2 separate regions of the Homo sapiens genome follow, and region 1 is linked to region 2. A link is an interaction called in ENCODE POLR2A ChIA-PET data of the cell type or tissue named here. Cell type or tissue: IMR-90. All regions are shown on one strand. Each heading gives the region's core, and the rest is flanking DNA. Links, peaks and the distances in the headings are about the cores only.

What was found. Peaks named below come from ENCODE experiments on the same cell type or tissue, not always from the same donor. Only the 100,000 strongest peaks of a DNase experiment are listed, where the experiment ranks them.
Region 1: POLR2A ChIA-PET joins it to region 2 with 5 read pairs; 1 of 35 experiments calls an interaction of 5 or more read pairs at or near these places.

What each region holds. Positions count from the first base shown.
Region 1 is chr13:27,453,470-27,456,280 of GRCh38, forward strand. No RefSeq gene overlaps it. Among named protein-coding and RNA genes, the nearest start is that of MTIF3, 4.3 kb to the left of the region's middle. RefSeq lists an enhancer at 2,184-2,303. In IMR-90, for the core only: no CTCF peak of the experiment used is centred there; no DNase peak of the experiment used is centred there; H3K4me3 peaks cover 595 bases.
Region 2 is chr13:26,964,901-26,967,711 of GRCh38, forward strand. No RefSeq gene overlaps it. Among named protein-coding and RNA genes, the nearest start is that of USP12-AS1, 160 kb to the right of the region's middle. RefSeq lists an enhancer at 2,746-2,811. In IMR-90, for the core only: no CTCF peak of the experiment used is centred there; a DNase peak (open chromatin) is centred at 1,241; H3K27me3 peaks cover 204 bases.

The sequences.
Region 1 (2,811 bases), core at 221-2,720, 490 kb after region 2:
TACCACGCCTGGCTAGTTTTTATATTTTTAGTACAGACGGGATTTCACCATGTTGGCCAGGCTGGTCTCGAACTCCTGACCTCAGGTAATCCACCTGCCTCGGCCCCAAAAAGTGCTGGGATTACAGGCATGAGCCACCATGCCCAGTCAAAATCTTGGGTTTATTTTGAAGATACGAAGCATCTTCAAACTTTAAAGCCCATGTGGGTTCAGATATTCAGCATATTCTTTAACAAATAATTGTTCATAGATTAGATACTCCTCCCTCTCCAGATTATAAACTCTTACCTGGGCAGTTTTGCTAAAATTGGGGGAATTTAAGTCTATTATGTGTGAGATCCTATGTAGTGCCAACTAAATGTAGCTGAGAGCAGTTATCTTAAACAGCAGCAACTCTGTCATTACAAGGCCAGTTTAATAGCCAAAAGGGTCCATGCTCTCCTTAGTTGATGTTTACAGACTTGTCAAGAGTCATAGAAACAAGGCATGCAAGAGGCTTTGGCTGAGTGTTAGGTAACTCGTTCAAAGCTTCCTGAAGATACTGTCAGCCCAATATTGTGTGTCTATTATTGTCTGTTAGAAACTATTAAAGCCGAAAGCCTTCTTATGAAATCTCTACCATTTTCCTCAGGCAGGACTATAATTAATCCATTCCAAACATGTAAAACATCTCTATATTTAAAACAAGCCAAAACAAAACTCGAGGCCAGGAGATTTAGCTTCTCATTTCAATGTTTTATAAGACGGGAGTCTTTTCCTTTACATAACCTAAATCCATCATGTTGCTACTTAGTCTGGTTCTGCAGTAGAGCTGGAGAACATCTGGTGACCACATCTGTGTTATAACCCTTTGTGTGCTCTCAAACTATTTGCTAGATTCAAAATAAATTTCCTTACCATGAGTGAGATTTCCCATAACATTAGACTCCAGATTAATCATTTCTCTTGTCAGAATATGATGGCCTCAGTTATTAAAACGTGGTGGTTGTGAATCAGCAAAATGTCTAAAATGAATGACATATTGTAATAAAGTTTTAAAAACTTTCATATCTGCCAAATAAAAATATTTGTATATGGAAGATCCACTTCTGTGAAAAGTCTCTTGTGCAACTGCAGAAGCAGAAAATAGGTTCAGAAGTTTCATTTGGAACACAACAGAGACATGTCTTTCCATTTCAGAGGTGTTGAGTTTTGAGGTGATTCAGTTAACTTTGATCGTTTTGAAACAATGAAAATAATTTCTATTACCATCATAGGACATCATGCAGAACAACAAAGAGCTAGTACAAAGTGTACCATGCTGACTGTTGTGTAGATAAAGCAAAACAGTACCAAATGATTAGTTAGCATTTTACATTTAGAATGCAACCCAGCCGGGCACAGTGTCTCATGCCTGTAACCCCAGGACTTTGGGAGACCGAGGCAAGCAGATCATGAGGTCAGGAGTTCAAGACCAGCGTGGCCAACATGACGAAACCCCATCTCTACTAAAAATACAAAAAAAAAAAAAAAAAAGAAAAAAGATTAGCTGGGCATGGTGGTGTGTGCCTGTAGTCCCAGCTACTTGAGAGGCGGAGGCAGGAGAATCCCTTGAACCAGGGAGGCGGAGGTTGCAGTGAGCCAAGATTGCGCCACTGCACTCCAGCCTGGATGACAGAGGGAGACTCCATCTCAAAACAAAAAAAAAAAAGAATGCAACCCTATACTATTTTTAAACACCTATGTGAGACGTAGTTACAAGGCTGTTTAAGGAGGGGAGGACTGACAGCAAATAGAATGTTTGTGATAAAATAAATTTGTGCTCTCACAGTTTCCCATCTTTGAGGCAAATGGAATTAAAGGCAAATTATTCCATTTTTGAAAGTTCCTCAAATGTGGAATTTCAGATGTTTACTGTATAGGGAAGTAGACTTTCAACTGTACATTGGAGTCATTGTTTTGCTGCTTTTTCACCTTGCAAGTTGCTAGGTTCTGCTGCAAAGATTTTTAAAGCCTGCTTTGTTAGCAGCCTAGGACACATCCATGACCTTACCAAAGTGAAAGTGAAAGCTCTTAGTTTTTCTTTTTTTTTTTTTTTGCAACAGTAAATCTACTAATTTTACAGTCAGTTGAACAGCAATAGATTAATTTGTGTAAAGTCTGCATTCACAAAGAAAATCTAAACTTCAGTGGCTTGAATGCCTGAAACTGCAGTGTGATATTTGAAGGGTAGACACTCTTACAAACTTGCCCAAGAAGGATGCAGGCAGTTCACTGTCACCTGCTTCTCGGCACAGGTGCTGACCCCTCGGTCGACTCGGGGCCTCCTGATGGGGTAGCAGGAAGGCTGGGCCTTTGTGTGCTACAGAGAACGCTTTTCCAATAACTGGGCTAGTTCTCTCCAGCAGCCACAGGAAACAGAAGAAAGAAGAGGTTAAGGGCCGCCACGAGGGTCAGAATGGGTTAAATTTAGTTAACATCAGAGGTTATAGCTTTTAACAAGAGCTTCAAGAAAACTTATTCGAAGATGCAATTTGTTTCTTCTTTGTCCACTGTTATTTTTTTCCCCCTATTGATAGTGACAGCTTAACAAAGTTTTTATATGCTAAAGGTTTTCATCCCTTAGAGAATAAAGAACTGTGTTCCTAAAAAGAGATGCAGGTGGAAAACTTCATAAAGCTTCCATGATTTCCAAATTGGGAGCTTTGAAATAGGCTCCCTGCTTGGCTAAGTCAAAAATAATCTGTGAAAAAAAAACCTCTATTGGAAATGGAGGAACGCTCCAGCAGTCAGATGCAGAGCTCCAACTTCTAGAAGATTCTTTGTGTGAAT
Region 2 (2,811 bases), core at 237-2,736:
GGGAGAAGGGTGCAGGCACTGGTGTTGCTGGGCTGAGCTGAGTCACTCATTCCCCAAGGACCCTGTCTGCGAGCAGGAAGTGCCAGATGGGGAGGCACTCAGCAAGTGGATGAGGACAAGCAGCACCACTGCCAGCCCCTCTGCAGCATGACTGCACCCCAAAGGGTGCTGCTGGAGGCTGGGGAGGGTTCACCTGAGCCTCCGTCTCTCCATCTCTGGAAGCTCCCTCACCTTTCCATGTAATAAGCAGAGTGACTTCCCCATTCCACGTGTGTTGCCCGGCTCTTCTGGCCCAGCCCAACCTCTGAGCCTCAGACCAGGAAATGTGAAACCAGGTGATGTGCACCTATCAAGTTGTGTCATGGTTCAAGACTTCCTCACTTCATGAAAAGTTCCATAAAGGCCCTCCTCATTCTGTGTTAAATGAAAAATGAGCCAGTGTCCACAAGGAAGGGTGCCTCTTTTTAAAAATATTGCCATGATGGCTGGGCAAGGCGGCATGCTCCTATAGTGCCAGCTATTCGGGAGGCTGAGGCGGGAGGATGGCTTGACAACAGGAGTTTGAGGCTGCAGTGTGCTATAATGGTGTCTGTGAATGGCCACTGCACTCCAACCAGGGCAGCATGGCAAGACCCCATCTCTCTCACACACACACACACACACACACACACACACACACACAGAGATACACACACCCAGAGATGTGTCTCACCCTCAGCTAAATCCAAATATTCATGGTGATGTTAATATCACGCACTCAAAGTAGCCCAGAAAAGGGGAAGCAGCAGTCCCTGGAAGGTTAGGTGTTCTACTGAGAAGCCCCCAACTTTCCTCACACCCCACTTTAACCTTTCACTTTGCTTTTCTAGATGAGAATGGGCCTTGCAGCCACTGGGAAAGGCAGCAAAGCCCAAGAAATTAATATCCCCATGAATATCTGGAGTTGACTGAAGGTCAGAAGAAATGGGTGGCAGAAGAAAGAGAAAAAGAAACATTGACAGATGGAATCCCTGCCAGGCCACTTTCAGTATCAAGAAAAGTGATCAGGTGGCAGAGCAATCCATGGAGGCTTCAGACTGATGCCCAGTGACAGCTGACTGCAAGCAAAGTCAAAGTGGTTAAGGCCACTTAAATATACTCCGTATTCACGAGTCCAAATTAAATACTCCCTATTCACATCCAATTTAAACCTGCATCCCCTGCGTGGGCGGTGGATGTAAACGCTGAGAAAGCCAAAGCTAAGTGTGGCCCCCTGCCAGGCCAGCTGCTCCCTCTGTTCTCAGCAGCTGCTACTGGACCTGGGAAGGTTCCAATCTGCTCCCACTGGTGGGAAAGACCGCCCCGCTCCTGGCGTCGGGGAGGCCCTGGAGCTCTTCTTTCCTCCTGAAAGTCCACGCAGCACGGTCGCTGGGAAGGCAGGGAAGCCCAAGAAAAGCCCATTCTGATCTAGAAAAGCAAAGTGAAAGGTTAAGGTGGATATGAGGGAAGTTGAGGGCTTCTTAGTAGAACACCTAATCTCCCAGGGAGCTGCTGTTCCCCCTTTCTGGGCTGCCTCGAGTGTGATTGTTAAGTCAAATTGGCCCCATCCGCTCCTTGGCTGAATTTGCCCGGATTCTCTCTGGAACACAGGACTCAGCACCTCCACAGATGCATCTCCCCTGACAGTTCCATCTGCACCTGAGCCCTTCGTCAAGTTAATGGGTCACAGGCGCTCTAACTGGACTCATGCTGCTGTGAAGCACTGCGCATGTCTACCGCAGGATACGGACCACCCTCGTAAATATCCCAGGCGATGCTGAGGTACTAATGAGCCTGCACTTGTGCCCTACACCCCTTTACTCTAGGGAGAAAAAAGACATCTAACTCATCCAAGTGGGCCTCCCAGCAATAGCTCACCCAGTTATTTTTTTATGAGATTGTTATCACCAGCAGCCCCAAGATTAATAAAAATGGAGAGTAATAAAAGAAATCACAGGGGAAACTGATGCTATCAACTATGTAATAAAAGAGAGGAAGCAGGCTTCGTTTGTAATGACAAATTCTCCTTGTCTCACCAAGCTCAGAAATAAAGCCCCGAAAGAAGGGTGTAGTAGGGTGTAGTACGTGGCTTCAGATGTGTGGACACACTAGCGCCAGGTAAATATCTCTCAGTGGCATTCTCTGCTCTGTGCAAACCAGAGAGCTCCCTTCCACGAGAATTCGAGGGTAGTAGAAGGAAGAGGTCTTCTGTCTAGTCTATGTCTAAACTTCTCACCTACCCCTAGACAAGGGTGCTACCCTCCTCACCACCACCCTCTCCTTAGCTTACAGCAGTGGTAACCAAGGCCCTGGAAGTGCCTGTCTGACGTCAGCTCCATGGCCTTTAGCTGGGGGCTAATGTCTGGGGTCCTGCAGCTGGCCTTTTCTGCACTTGACCCCAGCCACCCTTTCTCCTGTCTCCTTAAGGAAGCCAGCAGAGCCCCAGCCAAATCCAAGTCCACAAAGCCAACTCGGAAGCAACGCACCAGCATCCTGTCCTGTCTCCAGGCTCTCTGGGCGGGTTCTCCCTGAGCACTTCCAGATGGCTTCTGTTTGCTCCTCTCTTCACTAGATCTGCACATGTGGCCATGAGAAGGCAGCCGGGCTGGCGCTGGGTGAGGCTCAAGGGCAGTGGGATAGGGGGAAGGAGGAGGGGAGGACATGTGCAGGAGACTCCCGGGTCCCAGCTCTGTTCCTGTCTCCTGCCTGGGACCCTGAGCTCCGCAGCTGGGGTTTGTATCAAGGAGAGCTTGCTCTCCACTGCAGAGTGAGAGGCTCACAGAAGAGCCACGA